3 separate regions of the Homo sapiens genome follow, and all the other regions are linked to region 3. Evidence: chromatin contacts called from ENCODE Hi-C or POLR2A ChIA-PET data. All regions are on one chromosome and are shown on one strand. The core of a region is the stretch at or near the end of the contact, and the rest is flanking DNA. Distances in the headings are between cores, read along the strand shown.

Region 1 (4,966 bases), core at 637-3,136, 47 kb before region 3:
TGTAACATAGCCAATGGCTGACTGACTTGGGCAGGTATCACTGCCCAGCCCTTTTGCCTGTAAATATGACAACTTCTTGGATATGATTCCCAAGCTCCCGCGTGATCAGGCTGAGGCTAGACTTCCACTGCAGCCTTGTGTTTTCCCAGTTTCTTCCCCTGCACTCTCGTGCTTCCCTCATGCCCTTACTGGTTTCTCCTGAAAGCACCCCCTCAATAAATCACCCACACAAGAATCCCTGTCTCGGGCCCCCTGAGGTTCTGGGGAGAATTAAAGCCAAAGACAGCAGGGCCCCGATAACCTGGGTGGATGGCTGGCATCCCACCCACAGCCATCAACTAGCCTCAAAGAAGAAGAGGGAAGGGTAAGTCCAGGACAATCCCAAAAGGTCACCACCTTCTTGGAGGCTTCTCTGGTGAAGATAGAAGCTACTGTGAAGGTATCTTGGACCATGGGAAGATTTTTAGATGCTGAAGTGCAACTTCCTAATCCTTGGGCTGAAGGAGGTGGCCTCGTAGGACAGAAGGAAGGCTGGTCCAGGAGACTAGGGCAGGGGAAGAGGGAGGCTGGTAGATGCCTAGCCCAGCTTCAGCCTGAAGAAAATCTTGAAGCAGTCTTCTCTAAAACCCATTTCCCCTTCCATGAATTTCTTTTCTTTTTCTTCCTTCTTTTTTTTTTTTTTTGGACAGAGTCTTGCTCTGTCACCCAGGCCGGAGTGCAGTGCTGTGATCTCAGCTCACTGCAACCTCCACCTCCTCTGTTCAAGTGTTTCTCGTGCCTCAGCCTCCCAAGTAGCTGGGACTACAGGTGCCCTCCACCACGCCTGGCTAATTTTTTATATTTTTAGTAGAGACAGGGTTTCGCCATGTTGGCCAGGCTGGTCTCGAACTCCTGACCTCAGATGATCTGCCCACCTTGGCCTCCCAAAGTGCTGGGATTACAGGTGTGAGCCACCACGCCTGGCCCACGTCATGAATTTCTAATCCCTCTTCAGGAGGAGGAAGCTTTGCTAAGCCTCTGTGTCACTCCATAGCTTCCTGCTTGAAAGGATGGTCTACTTGAAGGACCGTGGTAAAGTGGAAATACCGGTTCTGCCATTGACTCACTGCATGACCTAAGACAAGCCACTGTCCTCCTCTGGGCCTCAGTCTCCCCATCTGTCAGATGTGCAGGCCCGATCGGATGACCTATCTCTAGGTTCCTTCTGGTATTGAGAGCCTGAATTTCACTCTCAGGATGCCTTTTGGACAATGCTGTGCTGAGGAATGTCTGACAACTGGCTCTCTGGGGAACTAAAAAAAAAAAATGCTTTGATTTTACCATTTGTCAACTTCCGAAGTGTAAATATTCCCACCATGGCCAATTTCAAACTCCCAGCAGGACACCCTGAATGCAGAATTGGGAAGAGATGCACAGTCGGCCCTCGTGAGCCAGTGGGAGCAGGTGTGAACAGGTGTGAGCCGGCTCCAACACCACCAAGTTTCACATGCCTCTCTGTGCAAATAATTTCAGATCTCTGCTTCATTCCTGATCTCTACAAATAGAAGGCTTTCTCCTTTCCTTAATCCCACAATACACTGTACTCAAGCAGAGACCACAAAACTGTGCAAATGACACTTGTCACACTCTTCTCTAGGAAGGCACTGACCTCTCTGGAGGGGGGAATGGGGAGGGGCAATGCCCCACTGGCCGCCTCCCTCCTAGACACCAATCTACTGCCCTTACTGAAGCCTGAAGCCCTGCCCTGGATGGCAAAGACAAGGTCCATGAACCATGCCCCAGGGCAGAGGCAGGAGACTTGCATTGTGTGGCCGCACAAACAGCTTTAGGAGCAGAGGGAGAGAGCTGCCGAGAGGAAAATCCTGCTCAGCAGGAGGTGGGGCTGGGGACAGTCTGAGCATAATCACGACAGCCACAGGAGGCGGCAGCTGGTAGCCTCCCTGCCACACCACCACTGTGCTGCTCCTTCCAACTCTGAGGGTCTATGTCCACAAGAGCAAGGCTGCCTGGCGACTGCCTAAACAATGTCCCCACCAATCCATTCTCCTCTTTTCTTTCCTACCCTAGGGTTGAGCACCCTCCTTGGTGCAAATTCCCCACAATTTCTTCAACACAGCCCTGAAAGAACCTCCCAGGCAGCCCCCCATTGCCCGGGTGCTGTGCCCCAGAACACGAGGCTGGCTCTGCACCCCAGGCCCTGCCCAGCTGCTGGCAGCACAGGGGAGGACAGCAGATGGGGTCTGGTGGCCAAAGTGGCCTCCAAAGCAGGCCTTCCCAGGCCCCAGCGATTTTGAGCTGAGAAGGGGCCAAATGTATCCTTTAGCCCAGCTCCTTCATTTCACCGAGAAGACTGGCTCCAGGACTAACAAATGGCTTGCAGAATGCTTTAGCTAGAGTGGGGTGAAATACTCAAAACCCATGATCTCCAGTAAAGGATTGCAGTGATGGTTGTTATTATTTCTTTAAGTCTGGAGCAGTTTTAGATCTGGCAGGGTATTTAAGTAATTAGAGGGACCACTGTGGGTCCTGCTCTGGGGCTGGAGGGGGGCTTTCCTCACCCCAGTTCAGTGGCTGTGAAGATTCTGCCAGGCGAGCCCGCTGCAATAGGGGCAGGAGAGTCTGTACGCTGAGGGCCTCAGGCCAGGTGTGACCCAGTTGCTACAAGTCCCCTCCCACCACAGCCCAGGACCTGTACAGGAATCTGCAAGGGGTTTCAGGCCGAGCTCTGAGCCTGGGCCACCTGGGGGTTCTCTGCATCCACCCCTGCCTCAGCCTAGCTCCACAGCCTGCACTGCCCCACCCCTGCCAGCCTCTGCCAGCAAGGTCGCTGTGACAGCTGTGTGACATGGAGGTGGGTCCAAGGACTCCCATCCTCTCTCTCCCTGACACCTGTCACTTGTCCCGTTCCCATCAGCCATGCTCCTTGATCCCCCAGTGGGAAGAGCTCCCAAGAAGGGCTAAATATTCCGCCCCCACTTGCTCCTCTGGCCTCCCAGCTCATCCCTTTATCCTCCTCGAGGCTGGTGGCAGCTCCACCTGCAAAGGCCCAGAGACAGGGGAACAATGGGGCTCCTGAAACCCACCATGCAAATGGCTTCTCTGTGCTCCTTGGGGTGATGGAGGCCCAGGGTGGAGGGGTGGAGGGGTGGTAGAGCTCGCCTGGCCCTGTTCACCCCCAGCCTGACCTCTGCCCCAGCCCTTTGTGCAGGTCCCGAAAAGGAGAAAGAGGGGAAAAGGACGAGGGGGTGGGGAAGAGGCCAGGGAAAATGAGGGAATGAGGAAGGTGGGGGTAGGGGGTGTAGGAGAGAGAGAGGGAGACAGACAGCAGAGAGTGAGAAAGAAGAGAGGGGAAACTGACTTGTGCAGGCTGCTCAGAAGCAGGTTCTCCTGGCCAAGGGGAAGTAAATGTTAAGCTGAACTCTAGGAAATTGCCATTTTTGTGGGTCTGAAATGGTCACATACAGCAGCAATTCCGCACGGTTTGACCTAATACACACGGGATGTCTGATCTCAAGGCGGAGGGGCAATGAGCAGGTCCCCCCACTAGAAGAGTCCCACGGCCCCTTGGCTTGGGCTCTGGCTTTCTTTCCTGGACCAGAGTTCTAGCAACCTGGGCTGATGTCAGAAAATCTGGGTCTGATCCAGTGGTTCTTAGCCAGAGGCTCCTCTGTCCCCCAAGGGACACTTAATTATCACAACTGGCCAGAGGGTAGGTGCTGGCATCCAGTAGGAAGAGGCCAGGGATGCTGCTTCACATCCTACAGTGCACAGGGCAGCTGCCACCTCAAAGAGATCTCCAGCCCCCAGGTCGACAGTGCTGAGACTGAGAATCCCACGGTTTAAACACCTGAAATAACTGCTGAATGTCTTTCCGTTTCCACACCCTCTGACCCCACCACTCACTCCACGAAGCCACAGGACTGGACGTGGCAGTGCCTCTTCTTTAACGGTAGGTGAAGTTAACAGTGACAGCATGTACCACACAGGGAACACTTTCCATCTTACATTGCCACTTTGCATCCTCGAAAGCAGCCCAGGAATGGCACCCAGATGCATTTCTAAATAGAGTCCTTCATATATCACAACATTGCATAATTTTTTTTTTTGAGACAGAGTCTGGCTCTATTGCCCAGGCTGGAGTGCAGTGGCACAATCTTGGCTCACTGCAACCTCCACCTCCTGGGTTCAAGCGATTCTCCTGCCTCAGCCTCCCAAGTAGCTAGGATTACAGGTGCCTGCCACCATGTCCAGCTGATTTTTGTATTTTTAGTAGAGATGGGGTTTCACTATGTTGGCCAGGCTGGTCTCAAACTCCTGACCTCCAGTGATCTGCCCACCTTGGCCTCCCAAAGTGCTGGGATTACAGGCGTGAGCCTCTGCGCCCAACCTGCATAATGTTTTTTTTTTTTTTTTTTTTTTTTAGTCGGAGTTTCACTCTTGTCGCCCAGGCTGGAGTACAATGGCACCATCTTGGATCACTGCAACCTCTACCTCCAGGTTCAAGTGATTCTCCTGCCTCAGCCTCCCAAGTAGCTGGGGTTACAGGCATGCGCCACCATGCCCAGCTAATTTTGTATTTTTACTAGAGACGGGGTTTCTCCATGTTGGTCAGGCTGGTCTCAAACTCCCGACCTCAGGTGATCCACCTGCCTCAGCCTCCCAAAGTGCTGGGATTACAGGCGTGAGCCACCGTGCCCAGCCGCATAATGTTTTAATAATTAAACCAGCGAGCAAAACAGCTGTGAGGAGACATTTGGGGGAGAACCAAGAAGTGCTGAATATGGACTATGTATCAAATGATATTAAGAAATGCATTGTTAATTTTGTGAGGTATAATAATGACATTGAGATGTTCTCAGTTTTTGGAGGTGTATTCCAAAATATTTAGGGCTGAAATGTCATAACGTCTAAACTTCTTTACAAATATTTTAACAGAAAAGGTAGTTGAAACAAATACCGCAAAATG
Region 2 (4,545 bases), core at 721-3,220, 58 kb after region 3:
AGGACACAAAGGTTGCAATGAGCTGACATCGCACCACTGCACTCCAGCCTGGGCCACAGAGTGATACCCTGTCTCAAAAAAAATTTTGACCTATCCAGGCTGGGCGCCATGGCTCACACCTGTAATCCCAACATTTTGGGAGGCCAAAGCTGGTGGATCACTGGATGCCAGGAGCTTGAGACCAGCCTGGCCAACATCATGAAACCCTGTCTCTACTAAAAAAATACAAAAATTACCCAGGCATGGTGGTTTGCGCCTATAATACCAGCTACTCGGGAGGCTGAGACATGAGAATCGCTTGAATCTGGGAGGGAGAGGTTGCAGATGGAGTGAGACCCCGTCTCAAAAAAAAAAAAAAAAAAAAAAAGAGAAGAAAAGAAAATGTGGCCTCTCCATACAATGGAGTATTACTCAGTCTTAAAAAGGAAGGAGATTCTGACACATTTACACAACTTGGGTGAACCATGGTGACATGATACTAAATGAAATAAGCCAGTCGCCAGGTGTGGTGGCTCACACCTGTAATCTCAGCACTTTGGGAGGCCGAGGCAGGAGGATCACTTGAGGTCGGGAGTTTGAGACCAGCCTGGCCAACATGGTGAAACCCCGTCTCTACTAAAAATACAAAAATTAGCCGGACGTGGTGGTGCATGCCTGTAATCCAGGTACTCAGGAGGCTGAGGCAGGAGAATCGCTTGAACCCGGGAGTCACCGAAGGACAACTACTGTATGATTCCACTGATATGAGGTAGCTAGAGTAGTCAGATTCCTAGAGACAAAGTAGATTAGAGGTTTCCAGAGTCTGGGGCAGGAAGAAGTTGTTTCAGGGGTATAGAGTTTCAATTTAGGAAGTTGAAAAAGTTCTGGAGACGGATGGTGATGATGGTGAATGTACTTCATGCCACTGAACTGTACACATAAAAGTGGCTAAACGGGCCGGACACGGTGGCTCACGCTTGTAATCCCAGCACTCTGGGAGGCCGAGGCAGGCAGATCACCTGAGGTCGGGAGTTCGAGACCAGCCTGACCAACATGGAGAAACCCCGTCTCTACTAAAAATACAAAATCAGCCGGGCGTGGTGGCACATGCCTGTAATCCCAGCTACTCAGGAGGCAGAGGCAGGAGAATCACTCGAACCCGTGAGGCAAATGTTGCAGTGAGCCGAGATCGTGCCATTGCACTCCAGCCTGGGCAATAAGAGAGAAACTCCATCTCAAAAAAAAAAAAAAAAGGCGGGGGGTTAAACGTAGGATCCAGTTTAACTTTGGTCAGGCACTGTGGCTTGAGCCTGTAGTTCCAGCTACTGGGGAGGCTGAAGCAGAAGGATCCCTTGAACCTAGGAGTTTTGAGGCTGCAGTGAGCTATGATCCTACCACTACACTCCAGTCTGGGGGAGAGGGCGAGACCCTGTCTCTAAAACATAGAGAAAAATGGTTTAGATGGTACATTTTATGTTATGTATATTTTACCACAATTAAATAATAATAAAAAGTTTGACACATAAAATGTTTCCATTTTTAAAGTTTGGGGGAGGAAAAGTCACTTAAGGGAAACAGCTCATTCTCTGATAATGCCAAATAAATGAGGTGTTATTGTAGGCAGTGAGACATAAGCAGCTCTCCAGAAACCTTGCACTTGGCACTGCCGAGTCCTCCGCCTGGCAGCCAGTGCCCTCCTCAGCTGGCTGTTTTTCAATCCATCTCCCTTTGGTCGGCTTCACACGCCCTGGGTTTCCCTGCTGGGCCCAGGCTGAGGGTCCCGGTGGAGGGGAGGACATGGAAAGGAGGAGCGGGGCCGCCCGGCTCTTGCCCACCCAGCTCCAGGCTTGCCTTAGATGGGCACCCACCCTCAGAGTGGCCAAGCCTCCTCAAGGCCCTGCCAGCCTCCCTGCCCCCTTCTCTTGGCTCCCAGTCCATAGGAGCATTTGACTTTCTAATTCTTCCCTTCTCACAACAAAAAGCTAAATGTTCCCCAGGCACTTGGCCTGGTTTCTGTACCCAAGCAGAGAAATGGCCAGAGAAGACAAGCAGCGGGAAGCCAGCCTTAGCAAGGTCTCCTGAGTGGCTGCCTCCTGCACTCTCAGCCTTTATAAACCGGCATCTGTATCCCCCTCTTTCTGCTCCTAAATGACCAGAAACATCCATGACTTTCTTGCTTAGTGAGTCACAGAGAGTCCTTACCTGCTTTGGTAAGTAAGAAAGATGAGGAGTTAGGCCAGGCGCGGTGGCTCACACCTGTAATCCCAGCACTCTGGGAGGCCGAGGCAGGCGGATCATGAGGTCAAGAGATCGAGACTGTTCTGGCCAACATGGTGAAACCCCATTTCTACTAAAAATACAAAAATTAGCCAGGCATGGTGGTGCATGCCTGTAGTCCCAGCTACTTGGGAGGCTGAGGCAAGACAATCGCTTGAATCCAGGAGGCAGAGGTTGCAGTGAGCTGAGATCATGCCACTGCACTCCAGCCTGGTGACAGAGTGAGACTCCATCTCAAAAAAAAAAAGAAAAAGAAAAAAAAAAAGATGAGTTTGGTAGCCCGGCTCCTACCAAAAGATGATCAATGCCATAAGTTGGGAGGAGACAGGCGTCAACACCATTCCCCACTCACATACCCACAGCCCGTCCTCCAGCCTCAGCCTTTCCCACCATGTCCTCAAATGCCCATCTCTCCCTTTGGCCTCAAAAGGATAGACAGGCTGTGGGCTTCAGGACTTCTGGGGCATAGAAGGGAGCAGTGATAATTTTGCTTAGTAACTACCCTACTGTGTCCAGATAGCTTGTTGGTGTTTAAAAAAAAAAGTTTGTTTGGCCACTCTAACAAGTCCCCGCCAGAAACTGCAGGAGGTCGGTAGCAGGAGCCAGGTTGTAAAAGAGAGATGAAACCCCCAACTGGAAAAAGATGATCACAGGCAAGCGGCTGCGGCTGCGAACGAAAAGCTTTGTCTCCAGTGCCGTGGTGTTTGGGATGAGCAGAGGTAGAAGGGCCCTGAGAGTCCGAAAGCACCCATCACGTTCAAGGTGGTTTTTGCAGGCAGGGGAAGCACACAGCAGGTGTTCTCAGAAGGGACAATGAACATTTAGGTTCCACCCAGCAGTGAAAAACCCACCAGGGGTAGAGAACAGGGAACATCTGAGACAGTCTTCTGGCAAAACTTGTGCGTTATCAACAAGAAATTGTCACCTAGGACATTGCTCTAATGTGTTTAACAAGGTATAAAAAGTAGAAATTGGAGAATAGCCAAAACATATGTCCTTAATTTTTTTTTTTTTTTTAGATGGAATCTTGCTCTGCCGCCCAGGCTAGAGTACAGTGGCACAATCTCGGCTCACTGCAACCTCCGCCTCCCGGGTTCAAGCGATTCTCCTGTCTCAGCCTCCCGAGTAGCTGGGACTACAAGTGCCCGCCACCACACCTGGCTAACTTTTTTGTATTTTTAGTAGAGACGGGGTTTCACCATGGTGGTCAGTCTGGTCTCGAACTCCTGAACTCGGGTGATCCACCAGTCTCGGCCTCCCAAAGTGCTGGGATTACAGGCGTGAGCCACCGCGCCTGGCACCCTTAACTTAATAATAAAGCTAGAGCACAAATGAGGCTCCTCATACCTGGTCTTCTCAGCTCTCCACAACACAGGAGACTCTGTACCCTAAGCTGGGGGTCCTGCCTCCACAACAGTCACCAGCACTCCGATGGCGGACACCCAGGATCCAGGCATGAGGCTGAGGAGAAATTAATCAGTAAACCCAACCGTTTAAATAGTTCAGACATATCACGCTTTGCAGGGTGAACAGGTGCGAGGGTTTCGTGATGGCTGGCCACAAGGAACCCGGAGAGAGGTTGTTTCTCCGTATTTGGAATCGTTCAGACTCTTGATACTGGAAGGAGAACAACAGATTGAACCCTGAGGTCCTCCATGCATGCTTCCAGCCAGCTCGGAAATGGTTACTGTGGCTCAGTCAAGCTGCCAGCCCTGTCTGAAAACCCAAAACCTGCAAAGAAGATAATTGAAGCGGAAAAATCCTCCATCTGTGGCATGTGAACGTGTTCCAGGCTTCCGGGTCTGCCCTGGGGTCTCAGTCCTCAAATGAACAACCCACCCAGGAGCGGGTGGAGGTGGGACTCAGAGCCCATCCACCCATCCGTCTGTGGCAACTATTTGGTGTGTGTCATTGGGGTGCTAGGAGCTCCAGAGAACATAGAGCGGCTTGCTTTGGAGGGACCTCAGAGGACACCTAAGGCCAATCCCTTGTTTCATAAGAAGGAGTCTGAAGCCCAGAGAGGGGAAAGGACTGGCCCAACCCTACCCAGTGAGCTGGTAATAAAGCCACACCCAGAACCCAGAACTCCTGATCCCCACTTACTAGGGATCCTCAAAATCTTTAAGAGCAGGACAATAAGAAATTCCAAGTCATGGAAGAGGTGGCCAAAAGACCCTTGAAGCCAACTTGCAGATGGACACCCACTGGGCACCCACAGAAGTCCCTCGGCACGGCCGTCGGGAGCTGGTCCCCTGTCTCCCGCCTCCTGCCCCCTGCCTGTCCCCACTG
Region 3 (4,653 bases), core at 1,557-4,056:
TAGACTCGGGCTGATTGATGCGTTTTACAGAGTGCTGATTGGTGCATTTTACAGAGTGCTGATTGGTGTGTTTTACAGAGCGCTGATTGGTGCATTTTACAATCCTCTTGCTAGCTACAGAGTGCTGATTGGTGTGTTTTACAATCCTCTTGTAAGACAGACAATTTTCCCAATTCCCCAGCAGACCCAGGAAGTCCAGCTGGCTTCACCTCTCCACAGGGACCCTCCGTGGTCAGCCTTAGAGGCCCCTGAAGCCAAGTTCTCCCAGAGAGGAGCCCATACACCTCTCTTAAGTCTCTCTTTCAGAACCAGGCCTGCAGGGCCACTCCATTTAGTTTTTAGGGTCCAATTTGAAAACAGAATTTCTGTCCACCCTCCCTTCCCCCTCCCCACCACCACCTGTGCTTTATCTCTGATACCAGAAATGCCGTGGAAGAGGGGTGGATCAAGGTGGTAGGAAAAATGAAAGAAAGTGGGAAGTGTTTTGGAACCTCAGTGCCCGGAGTCACAGTCAGAGTGGGACGGGAGGCTGGAGTTCCCGGCTTGCCAAAGACAGGCTTTAGATGGTTTCTGATAAAGTCCCCGGAGATAAGTGGCCTGTGTTTGTCGAGGGCTTAGGGAGCTTTAGCCAAGTCTGAACACAAAGGGGCCTTCTGTCAACAGTCCTTCAGGCCACTAATAGGGCTGAATAAACACTACAGTAACAAGTTCTTCACACCTGTGGGGCTTGGGAAAGGCCCCAGCCCCTTTGTCAAGATGTCAGACAAAAGGGCTGCTAGGAGTTGGCCTCCCACCCCGCAGCCAGACCCTCTTAGGCTTCTGGGGGAAGGGACAGGGGTGGGGGGCAGATAAGTCTTAAGTCTGGTGAGTCCTGTCTCCTTCTTCAAGCAGAAATGTCCAGGGGGGACCAACTGATGGACGTGGTCCCTGCAAAGAGGCTGGCGGCAAACAGACCGGAGAGGGCATTTCGTGGGGTTTGGGATCAGGACCACGGGCAGGATTAAGGATACCGGGGTCACGGGCTCGGCTCTCCAAAAAGCACAGCCCAGGCCCTGTGGTTCTTTCTCCCGCTGTGCCGGGCACCCGGCCCCTCCCCAGTGGACAGCGGGGGCCATCCCCCAAATCTGCTTGACCTCGCCGTCATTTTTTCCACTGACTTTTTTTTTTTCTCTGTAAACATCTTAGCCTTTTCTCTTCCCTGCCCTTTTTTGGCTGCTATGCCTCCCCCTAAGGCTTTGAAACAATCCCCTCCTAACGAACATGTCCCAGGCCCTTGCTGCAAAAGAATCACTCAGGGTTCCTGCTGCACAAACATCCTTCTCTCCGCCTGCCCGGCGGGCGGGCCCCTCTCTTGGAGGAAATGCCGAGCAGGCTTTGGTAAGCCCTGAGCAGTCATCAGTTCTTTGTCTGCTGCGTTCCTCAGATCCTCCGTCCACGTTCCAGTCCGGAGCCTCTGCCCCAGGCAGAGGGTGAGTGCTCTCTCTGCCACCTCCTTCGGGGACTTTAGCCCTGGCCCTCTATGTGCCATGCACAACTCTACGCCTTCTCCACCTCCAACCAGCCCGCCACCCCAAATCCCTCTTCAGACATTCCTCTCATTTGTCACTGCCCTGTTCTGGAACCTTCCATGGCTGCCCACTGTCTATGAGATGCAAACTTTCTTGCCTTTCAGGACAAAAACAGTTTCACAGTGGGGGTCCAGAGACTGGAGGTCTTGCTCCTTCCTTCCTTATTTATTTATTATGTATTTTTTGAGATGGGGTTTCACTCTTGTCACCCAGGCTGGAGGGCAGTGGCGTGATCTTGGCTCACTGCAACCTCTGCCTCCTGGGTTCAAGTGGTTCTCCTGCCTCAGCCTCCCAAGTAGCTGAGGATTACAGGCGCCCGCCACCATGCTGAGCTAATTTTTGTATTTTTAGTAGAGATGGAGTTTCGCCATGTTGGCCAGGGTGGTCTCAAACTCCTGACCTCAAATGATGCACCCTCCTCGACCTCCCAAAGTGCTGGGATTGCAGGTGTGCGCCACCATGCCTGGCTAATTTTTGCATTTTTAGTAGAGATGGGGTTTCACCATGTTGGTCAGGCTGGTCTCGAACTCCTACCTCAAGTGATCCACCCTCCTCAGCCTCCCAAAGTGCTGGGATTACAGGTGCTCACCACAGTGCCTTGCCCTGCTCCTTCCTTATAATAAGACCCTGCATGAAACCTCACCCCATCCCACCCAGTCCTCTCCAAGCTCCAGATCTATCAGCAAAAGAAGGAAGGGGGACATTGTTCTAAGGACAAACCCAGGGTCTTGGGGCTGGTGCAGCCTTCCAGGGTTTCCTAGTTTACCCTCTTGTAGAAGAAGAGATGAGAAGAACAAGGTCCCAAGAAGCAAAGAGATGTTGCCAGGGACCTGGCAATAGTGAATGGTGACTAACACTTCACCAAACTAATTCAGAGCTCTTTCCAGACCCCCAGCAGCATGGTGAGGGTGACATGGTCTCAGGCAGAAAGAAGCCTGATAAAACCCTGTGGCTGCTGGAATTCATTCCTGAAGGCAGAGAATTTTCAAACTGGAAGAGATTGTCTGAGCAAAGTTCTCCCGGAAGCTTTTGTTGCCATGAAATTCTCTTTGCTCTGTGACTTGCCCGCCCTGCCCAGATGTCTGGTTAGCAGCTCGGGGGGTGGCAGCAGGGTGTGTGTGGGGGTGTGGGGGGGGTTCCTTCCAATCTCTTTTCCCTAGAGGTGGTGCATACACTCCCTGTGCTTTATGAAATGGACATATGAGGGCTGATTTGCCAGCCAAGCCGGCCAAGCCTGGCTCCTGGCTCCCTGGAGTCATTTCCCATCTGTAATGGCTCCCGTCACTAAGCCAGGCACTTGCCAGGCTGGAGATTCAAGGCGGGACTCCAGGGCAGTGGGAGAGGCTGGTGCAAGGGAGGCTTAATGACTTGCAGTTGATTCTGTTCTCCAGACACCAGGCAGGAAAACATGCAATTCCCAGGACACCTTCCCCAGCCCTTTGTTCCCCTCTACCCCCATGGGCTGTATCCCTCCCTGCTTGACCTTTATTTAATTCATCTCTTTAGTTAACTTTGACTTGGGTTGTAAACTCCAGAGACCAGCCCAGACTGCAGCCAAAACTACTGCAGGGTTCAATACTGCACACCAGACCCCCGTGTGACCAACAGATCAAGATTCCTGCTCGTGGACAGGGACAGGGTGAAACCAGGGTCCCAATCTGCACGCTGGACCCCCGTGTGCCCAACAGAAACCAGTGTCCCATTGGGCCACTCCAGGACAACACCAAAACGCCTTCTCAGTTTCCTAATTCACTCTCCGACTAGACTCGGGTTGCCAGGTTTAGCAAATAAAAATACAGAACACCCAGTTAAATTTGAATGGCACAAATCATTTTTAGTAAAAGTATGCCCCAAGACTGGCATGTCAGTGCTACCTCCAGGACACACCAGATCCCTACCCAGCTTGGGCTGTGCCTAAGATGTACGATTTCACGCAACGGTTTTTTTTATCAACAGCCACTTTAATTTCCTCAGTCTCCACAAGTCCCAGAAGAGGTTAAAAGGGCCCCTCAACTCAACAGGTCTAGGAGAGAAGAGTCCTGTTTGGGTTTTTCTTAACTCAAAGGGTTGTCTGCTTCTTCAGTTCCTATTTGCTTAGCACCAGCTTGTCGTTCCCTTATTTCCCTCTCTCAATCTGCTGAACAAGAATAGATACCTGTGCCCAGGAGCACGTGGAGATTTGTGAGAAGGGAAAAGACCCTGCCCATTGGATGACCCAAAAACTGCTTTCCAGTTGCAGGGCACTGTCTGCAGGGCCGTCAATGCCAAACAGACAGACCACGCCCCTCTGCCCCTACCCAGCCCCTCAAGAGGCCCTGTCACTAGTTAGCATGCCCCCACTTCACATGCAAAGATCCCCATGTGGAACCAATCACACTCCAGTTCCAGGAGACACAAGGGGGAGGAAGGCAAGTATGGCCAGAGTGGCCCCAAATCTGTACCCAAACAAAGCCATTTTCATCATGATATGCTTTGTGGTGAAAATGATCAAAATCTGAACCCCAATTCTGAATCCAGTTATTTTAATCAAACCACTAGGTACAATTCATTTAGAGCTCAGTAAAGTGTCTATGAGATTTAATGAAAGATTTTAGGTGGCCTACCATCAAACAGAGGATAAGACAGGGGATGGCAGATTCCAGCTGGCCAAAGGAGCTAGAATGGGCCACCCCTGGGGGACAGTGACTTTGCCATCCCTGGAGACCTTCAAGTAGAAAAATACGGTACAGGAGACTCCGGCTCTGGGGAGGAGGTGGAACTAGACTGATCGAGACCCTTCCAACTCAGAGAGCCTTAGAAGACACATTTCCTGCCTCTGGGATGTCAGATCCTTACAGGTTTGAGGTTAGCATTGGCCTTGCTAATATTCTTTTTTGAGACGGAGTCTCTCTCTGTCGCCCAGGCTGGAGTGCAGTGGCTCGATCTCAGCTCACTGCAAGCTCTGCCCACAGGTTCATGCCATTCTCCTACCTCAGCCTCCCTAGTAGCTGGGACTACAGGTGCCCGCCACTATGCCCGGCTAATTTATTCATTTATTTTGTATTTTTAGTAGAGACGGGGTTTCACCGTGTTAGCCAGGATGGTC

Evidence for each region. Hi-C counts contacts between places; a loop is a spot of excess contacts on that map. ChIA-PET counts read pairs that join two places held with the same protein, here RNA polymerase II (POLR2A). Pooled maps may share reads with other maps.
Region 1: a loop to region 3 is called in a map of pancreas, with 5 times the contacts of the local background. The contact joins two enhancer-like sites. A Hi-C loop is called at or near these places in 6 of 168 maps with a recorded cell type or tissue (IMR-90, endothelial cell of hepatic sinusoid, endothelial cell of umbilical vein and 3 more) and 3 of 50 pooled maps. POLR2A ChIA-PET finds 5 or more read pairs at or near these places in 4 of 52 experiments (Caco-2, H1, HEK293T and 1 more).
Region 2: a map of posterior cingulate gyrus shows a loop between it and region 3 (3-fold over the local background). The contact joins two enhancer-like sites. A Hi-C loop is called at or near these places in 6 of 168 maps with a recorded cell type or tissue (head of caudate nucleus, heart right ventricle, posterior cingulate gyrus and 2 more) and 1 of 50 pooled maps. POLR2A ChIA-PET finds 5 or more read pairs at or near these places in 2 of 52 experiments (GM10248 and activated CD4-positive, alpha-beta T cell).

What each region holds. Positions count from the first base shown.
Region 1 is chr17:9,193,376-9,198,341 of GRCh38, reverse strand. All of the region lies in intron 5 of NTN1 (netrin 1), which reads right to left. Among named protein-coding and RNA genes, the nearest start is that of NTN1, 170 kb to the right of the region's middle. RefSeq lists an enhancer at 1,535-2,456. Within about 2 kb of position 1,886, at least 3 of the 41 ENCODE cell types and tissues checked have a DNase peak (open chromatin) inside an H3K27ac peak, as active enhancers do.
Region 2 is chr17:9,088,142-9,092,686 of GRCh38, reverse strand. All of the region lies in intron 2 of NTN1 (netrin 1), which reads right to left. Among named protein-coding and RNA genes, the nearest start is that of NTN1, 69 kb to the right of the region's middle. RefSeq lists enhancers at 4,030-4,529, 4,530-4,545. Within about 2 kb of position 1,970, at least 4 of the 41 ENCODE cell types and tissues checked have a DNase peak (open chromatin) inside an H3K27ac peak, as active enhancers do.
Region 3 is chr17:9,147,304-9,151,956 of GRCh38, reverse strand. All of the region lies in intron 2 of NTN1 (netrin 1), which reads right to left. Among named protein-coding and RNA genes, the nearest start is that of NTN1, 130 kb to the right of the region's middle. RefSeq lists an enhancer at 388-1,231. Within about 2 kb of position 2,806, at least 3 of the 41 ENCODE cell types and tissues checked have a DNase peak (open chromatin) inside an H3K27ac peak, as active enhancers do.